Regions from separate parts of the Homo sapiens genome. Here region 1 is linked to region 2. The links are chromatin contacts, found by Hi-C or POLR2A ChIA-PET in ENCODE. All regions are on one chromosome and are shown on one strand. Each heading gives the region's core, a stretch centred on a gene start or an enhancer-like site at or near the end of the contact. The rest is flanking DNA. Distances are from core to core; before and after follow the strand shown. Region 1 has its middle 130 kb from the start of NEDD9. Region 2 overlaps LOC105374925 (a long non-coding RNA gene).

Evidence for each region. A loop is a pair of places that touch in the nucleus more often than their neighbours do. ChIA-PET counts read pairs that join two places held with the same protein, here RNA polymerase II (POLR2A). Pooled maps may share reads with other maps.
Region 1: a loop to region 2 is called in a map of endothelial cell of umbilical vein, with 6 times the contacts of the local background. The contact joins two enhancer-like sites. A Hi-C loop is called at or near these places in 16 of 168 maps with a recorded cell type or tissue (CD14-positive monocyte, GM12878, PC-9 and 10 more), 18 of 37 single-sample maps with no recorded cell type and 26 of 50 pooled maps. POLR2A ChIA-PET finds 5 or more read pairs at or near these places in 15 of 52 experiments (Caco-2, GM12878, HEK293 and 10 more).

Annotation. Positions count from the first base shown.
Region 1 is chr6:11,364,315-11,367,785 of GRCh38, forward strand. It overlaps a transcript of NEDD9 not described here. Among named protein-coding and RNA genes, the nearest start is that of NEDD9, 130 kb to the left of the region's middle. RefSeq lists a silencer at 802-1,096. Within about 2 kb of position 1,495, at least 18 of the 41 ENCODE cell types and tissues checked have a DNase peak (open chromatin) inside an H3K27ac peak, as active enhancers do; they include CD14-positive monocyte, ascending aorta, endothelial cell of umbilical vein and 2 more, where a contact is called at or near this core.
Region 2 is chr6:11,316,801-11,320,010 of GRCh38, forward strand. The region is part of intron 4 of LOC105374925 (a long non-coding RNA gene); the gene reads left to right. It also overlaps a transcript of NEDD9 not described here. Among named protein-coding and RNA genes, the nearest start is that of NEDD9, 86 kb to the left of the region's middle. RefSeq lists an enhancer at 1,443-1,662. Within about 2 kb of position 1,636, at least 22 of the 41 ENCODE cell types and tissues checked have a DNase peak (open chromatin) inside an H3K27ac peak, as active enhancers do; they include CD14-positive monocyte, ascending aorta, endothelial cell of umbilical vein and 2 more, where a contact is called at or near this core.

The sequences.
Region 1 (3,471 bases), core at 245-2,744, 47 kb after region 2:
TCTTCTGTTGCTTTCCCCTTTGCTGATTCTGATTTGTCTTTGAGGTAATAGAACTTAGCTGTGGGCATGTCTCTATGATGAATCCTGTGGGTCCTCCTAATGAGTCATTGAACCTGGGGGTGGCCTTGGGAATTCCCCCCAAAGGTGTGTGACATTATAATTATCTCCATTTTAAGGTGAGGAAGCTGATTCATGGAGAGGTTAAGTAACTATACCAAGGCCACACAGCAGGTACATGGCACAACTAGGATTTGAACCCAGGCAAGCTGACTCCACAGCTTTTGCTTGTAACCCTTAAGGAGGCTCCAAAGTTCCCTCATTAAGTGGTTGTGAATCAAAGCAGGTGTGTTCACTCAGTACATATTAAGTGCTCAATAAAACATAGTTACTCTACTGTATTAGGATGTAATCTCCCGTCCCTTCTACCTACTAACTAGAAATCTATCATGCATTTTTCGCCATCCCACTAACAAGCAGAAAGTCCCTGAGGCTGAAATATCTTTGAAGAAGAGGGAGAGAAATAGAATGGATGTCATGCTATTTTTTTAAACAATAATAACTATTATGGTACAGTTCCTTTATAAGCCAAATGGAGCCTCTGCATTTCCTCTCCTCTTTCCTTACCTGATCCCTGGCCTCTCTCACCCTGGCACCGGGGTAAGAGCGGTGAGGGTCAGTGTAGCAGGCTGGGCATTCAGAAAAACTGACTGGAGCAAGAGTTGGAGGTGGGTGGGCAGATTTAGGGGAGCTCTTCTCATGATGGCGACTATGTTTTCTGCCACTCACCCCCCAGATGGGAACACGCTGTCTGACAAACAGAGTACTTAATGTTCTGTTTGTTGAAATCATTTCTCAATCACCCTCACCCCTCCCTACCTTTCAAGTGTTCTAGTTAATGCAGAAACATCCCGTTTCTTTCCATTGAGGAAACCAAGTGACCCCAACATTCCATAGACCTATTCTTGTCCTACTTTCAAAAAAAAACAGCTCTTCCTGCTGACCGCCTGCCTATAATAAGTCATAGCTTAGTTAGTAGATCTGAATGTCCTAGTTAGAGATAAGTTGGCTGAAGCACAGTACATCTACGTGTAGAATTTGGAGGAAAGGACTGAAGAAAGATACCGTGATTTAAAAACCTCATCTTCACCCTACACTCCTTGAAATAAGTAGAGAAGCAAAGCTTCTTATGTATAGTAAGAAATATAGATTAAAAGGTGAATAGCAGAAGAGTGGTGGCTTGGAGTTACATTAATTGAAATCAACAAGACCAAATCCTTCCCTGCAAGCACATTTTGATGAGGTAAAACTGGAAGGAGTCCATGGATATTCAGTACTTAAAAAAAAGGCTTGATCATAACAAATGCCAAGAAAAAGAAGAAAGAAAATAAAATGGGGCCGGGCGCAGTGGCTCACGCCTGTAATCCCAGCACTTTGGGAGGCCGAGGTGGGCGGATCACTTTGAGCTCAGGAATTCAAGACTAGCCTGGCCAACATGGTGAAACCCTGTCTCTACTAAAAATACAAAAATTAGGTGGATGTGATGGCATGCATCTGTAGACCCAACTACTCGGGGGGCTGAGGCTGGAGAATCACTTGAGCCCAGGAGGCAGAGGTTGCCGTGAGCCGAGATTGTGCTACTGCACTCCAGCCTGAGTGACAGAGCAAGAGACACAGTCAAAAAAAGAAAGAGGCTGGGCGTGGTGGCTCACACCTGTAATCCCAGCACTTTGGGAGGCCAAGGTGGGCAGATCATGAGGTCAGGAGTTTGAGACCAGCCTGACCAACAAGGTGAAACCCAGTCTCTATTAAAACTACAAAAAGTAACCGGGTGTGGTGGCATGTGCCTGTAACCCCAGCTACTCAGCAGGCTGAAGCAGGAGAATCACTTGAACCTGGGAGGCAGAGGTTGCAGTGAGCCGAGATTGTGCGTGGGTGACAGAGTGAGAGTCTGAGAAAGAAGGAAGGAAGGAAGGAAGGAAGGAAAGAAAGAAAGAAAGAGAAAGAAAGAAAGGAGAAAGACAGAGAGAAAGAAAGAAAGAAATGAAGAAAGAAAGAAAGGGGGAGCAAGACAGAGAGAGAGAGAAATAAAAGAAGAAAGAAAAAAGAAAAAGAAAGGAAGAAAGAAAGAAAAAAGAAAGAAAGAGAGAAAGGAAAAGAAAGAAGAAAGAAAAGGGATTTAGGATGAAAAACTGGTAGTACCAAAGGGTCACTTCATACTTACAGTAGATTTTCTCATGGGATAGCCATTAGAGGTTGGCACTTTAAAAGCAATGTATGAGAGGTGGAAACCAAAACAGAAACTGCCTATCTTGAAGTAAGATGCATTTTAGTCTGATGAAAACCAGCGTCTTCACACCAACAACGTGTGCTGAAAGGATGCACAGCAAGGAGTTGCCTCGTCATTGAATGAGCTCTAAGCAAATGACTTAGGGGACCCAGGCTTCAGTCCTAGCTGTGTCATCTGATCAGTTGCCCAACTTCATGTGAGTTACGTCATCTTTCCCACCGTGATCTCCTCAGTTTCACTATCTGTAGAGTGGGAGATACAATAAACATGCCCCAGGACCACTGTGAAAGTGAAATAATATGAGTCAATGTGCTGTGTTAATTGTAAAATAATATCTAAATCTTGGCTGTTAATATTTTGATCCAATGTTGTTACCTAGCACCAAGATTGAAGAGATAAATCAAACATTAAAAAGAAAACCTAGATTAGTTTTTGCTGTACTGAACATTAAGAAAGGAGGGTTACCTCGAGAGGAGAACCGTATAAAGCTCAATTAAAATGGAAAGGGCACTGCAGTGGACTCTATGATTGGTCAAAATATTAGGCTTTCTTCATTAATCCTTCCTCCTTGGTTTGTCTGGTTAAAATCACACACAGTGGTCTGAAAGTGCAGTGGGCATCAATTAAGATTTAGGTCAGAGCCTCTGAGGTAGCCAGTGATTTAGTTTCTGGGATTAAGGAAGACAAAAGCTTACCGATGGCTGGATGAGAATAACATTCCTTTCTATTGTGATCATCCTACATCAAGGAAATGTTTGAAATTTAGGGAGTCTGTTAAAGTTATTATATGGCCGAGCTTTTGAAAAACACAGCAGCACAAATGTGTTTTATCAGTCTTTACTGTTGGTAAGAATCCTGGAGAAAGGAAATTTGATCAGTCTCCCAATGCAGTTTACTCCAAAATGGATCACTAGTCTAGAGGACCAACTGCATCTATCAGAGTCAGATCTATCTGCCAAGACTCCCCACTTCCCTCACCATCATTCACACATCCTGTGCTTTCTTTGCAAATGATACAGACTGTCATTAGGTTTAGAGTAAGCTGCAATTAGCAAGTCTCTCAACTTCTCTTACAAGGAACTTATTTTTAGTGGAAAGTTTTGTAATGGTTCCTGTCTAATGTTTAACTCTTCCCTGGAGACCAAACTCCCTAGCTCAATCATTGACAGCAGGATTCCAGGAGT
Region 2 (3,210 bases), core at 386-2,885:
TAGTAACTGATTTGAATTACAAGGTGGGAGACGGAGCCGTTGGTAATAAATGTCTCCTGGATAAAACCTCTGGAGACTGCATGGATGCTAGTATCATTCTGAGAAAGAAGAAATTAAGAATTAAGTCTACGGGGGAAATGGTGAATTTGAATGCGGCATGTTAAGTTCCAGTTTCATGTGGAGACTATCCAATGGGGAGAGAATCTGTAAGCAGTTATATATCCCAAGTCTGAGATTCAGAGAGAGAGAATGTTGAAGACAGAGATTTTATAGTCATGAGCCTAGAGCTGGCAGTTAAAGCAAGAGAGCTTATAACATCTGCCAGACAGAGCTTGTTAAATGAGATAGGGGGCCAGGCACGGTGACTCACACTTGTAATCCCAGCACTCTGAGAGGCCGAGGCGGGCAGATCACCTCAGGTCAGGAGTTTGAGACCAGCCTGGCCAACATGGTGAAACCCCGTCTCTACTAAAAATACAAAAATTAGCTGGGTATGGGGGTGCGGGCCTGTGATCCCAGCTACTCGGGAGGCTGAGGAAGGAGAATTGCTTGAAACTGGGAGGTGGAGGTAGCAGTGAGTACTCCAGCCTGGGCTATAGGGTGAGGCTCCGTCTCAAAAAAATAAATTAAAAAAAAAAAAGATAGATAGGAAGATGGTAGGATCCTGGGGACTATCACTCCTAGAGGGCCGCACAGAGAAGAGAGGCCTGAAGGAGAGATTCAGGATGGTGCGTTATTACACAAAGAACAGAGGAAAGAACTTGACAATTAGATTATGCAGATTCTTGAGATCAGTTTCAAGAAAATGATGGGGACAGGCGCCAACTGCCGCTGGGTTGACTTGTGAATGAGAGATGAGAAACTGCAGACAGTCTAGACTTCTCTTTCTAGAAACTTGGCTGTAAAGAAAAGATGATAAACGGGAAATGGGTGACAGCATGCGTGGCCAGTGCACCCGAGAACAGGAAGGCACACGTGATAGTTAATTCTATGCGTCCACCTGACTAGGCCACAGGATGTCCAGACATTTGGGCAAACATTATTCTGGGTGTTCTGAGGGTGTTTTGAAATGAGATTAACGTGTAAATCAGTAAATTGAGTAAAGCAGGTGGCCCTCCCGATGCAGGTGGGCCTTGTTCAATCAGTTGAAGGCCTGAATAGAACAAAAAGGTGGACCTTCCCCTGAGCAAGAGAGAAATCCTCCTGCTTGGTCGTCTTTGAACTAGAACATTGGCTTTTTCTCACCTTTGGACTTAAATGGAGATATCAGATCTTCCTGGGTCTCAAACCTGCTGGCCTTTGTGCTAGAGCTATGTGATCCGCTCTCCTGGGTTCCAGAGCCTCAGACGCAGACAGGAACCACACCATCAGCTCTCTTGGGTCCCCAGTTTGCCAACTCATTCTGCAGATCTTGGGACCTGCCTGCCTCCATGATCACATGAGCCAAGTTCTTACAAGAAATCACTTTCTAAATATATATGTGTATCTTATTGGTTCTGAGAACCCTGAGTAATGCAGCACAAAATGGAAAAGAAAAGAGAAAAATAGAAAAGAAGGAAGGAAGGAGGGGTGAGAGGAAGGTGTGGAGCGGGGGATGAGAAACACAGCCTCTGTGCTTTGCAAGTGTGGGGAGACGGCGGGTCACTGCATCATTGTCTGTGATCGCTGACGGCGTTGATGACTCACTCATGTTACATAATTAGAATTCACCTTCAGACTTTGCTGTCTTACCATTTCGTCTCATAGAAACAAGGCTTCCTAGCTTGGCTTGTTTTCTTGTTACTCAGGGGCTGTTGCTAGCATAAGGTCATACTTAGAAAGCTGAACCCTCAATAAGATTACTCAGAGACTTGGCAGCTTTTTCCCTGGCCATTTTGTCTTTAAGTTAAAAAAAAACAACAGAAAACAGCTCACTCTTCTAAAATGACATTACACATCACTTTGAAATATGTCCTGTAGGCCAGCCCTGAAATGTATGGTCTTTCTGGACATTCATTGGAGAGAAGCTCTGTTTTTAAAAATGTAAAAAAAAAAAATTGTTTTACTCTAAAAGAGCGTCTCTGATAACCCAGTTTTTAGGAAACTATTGGCTGAAAAGAAACAACAGGAGAGGTGAGAATTTGTCCAGTTTATACCTAATTCATTTCTGCCATTATCCCATTCTGGGATAACTTCAGAAACCACGAGGGCCATTTAACCAAGAGATTTATTGGGCCTTAGAGTTCATTATGTTTCTGCCTTGTTTTTATAATGCTTTTGTTATAATATTAAAGTGACAAAGATAAACAACTTTATTTGTGGTTGTGCAGATGCCATGTGGAATATCTGCTCGGCTTGAAAAGATTCCCCTGGCTCTTCTGCCCACTCAGAACAGCGGGACCCACATTTCAGCTTGGACAACATGACCAAGCTCTGCTGTTCACAGCTGCCTGGCCCAGGCTGGGTGCCTGGCCCCAAGTTCAGGGCCAACGCCCTTTTCTGGGAATGGGGAATCAAAGCAGAAAAGCATCCTGTGCACTCACACTCTCACACACCCACACACTCACATGCACACTCACATGCACACTAACATACACACAAGTCTCACACTCACACACACTCATGCACCCTCACATACAGTCACACATGCACACTCACACACTAACATGTACACACACACTGGTACACACTCACACTAACAAGCAAATAATCACACACTCATGCACACACACACTAACATGCACACTCACACTAACATGCGGACACACACTAACATGCGGACACACACACTAATATGCACTCACACTAACGCACACACTAACCATGCACACTCACACTCACACACACACACACTAACATGCACACTCACACATGCCACACACTAACATGCACACATACACAAACATGGACACTCACACAAACATGCACACACAAACATGCACACTCACACACTAACATGCACACACACACTAACATGCACACTAACATGCACACTCACGCACACTAACATGCACACTCACACACTGGTGCACACTTGCACTAACAAGCAAATACACTCACGCACTCATGCACACTCACACACTCATACACACTAACATGCACACATGCACACAAAGTCTGTCTCCAACTGTGAATTTGGTCACTATGAGCTTCCACCTTTACCTGTTGTGAGGATTGAATAGAAGAGAGGAAAAAAATATTTCAAGAAAGAAGATCCAAATAGAAGCAGCA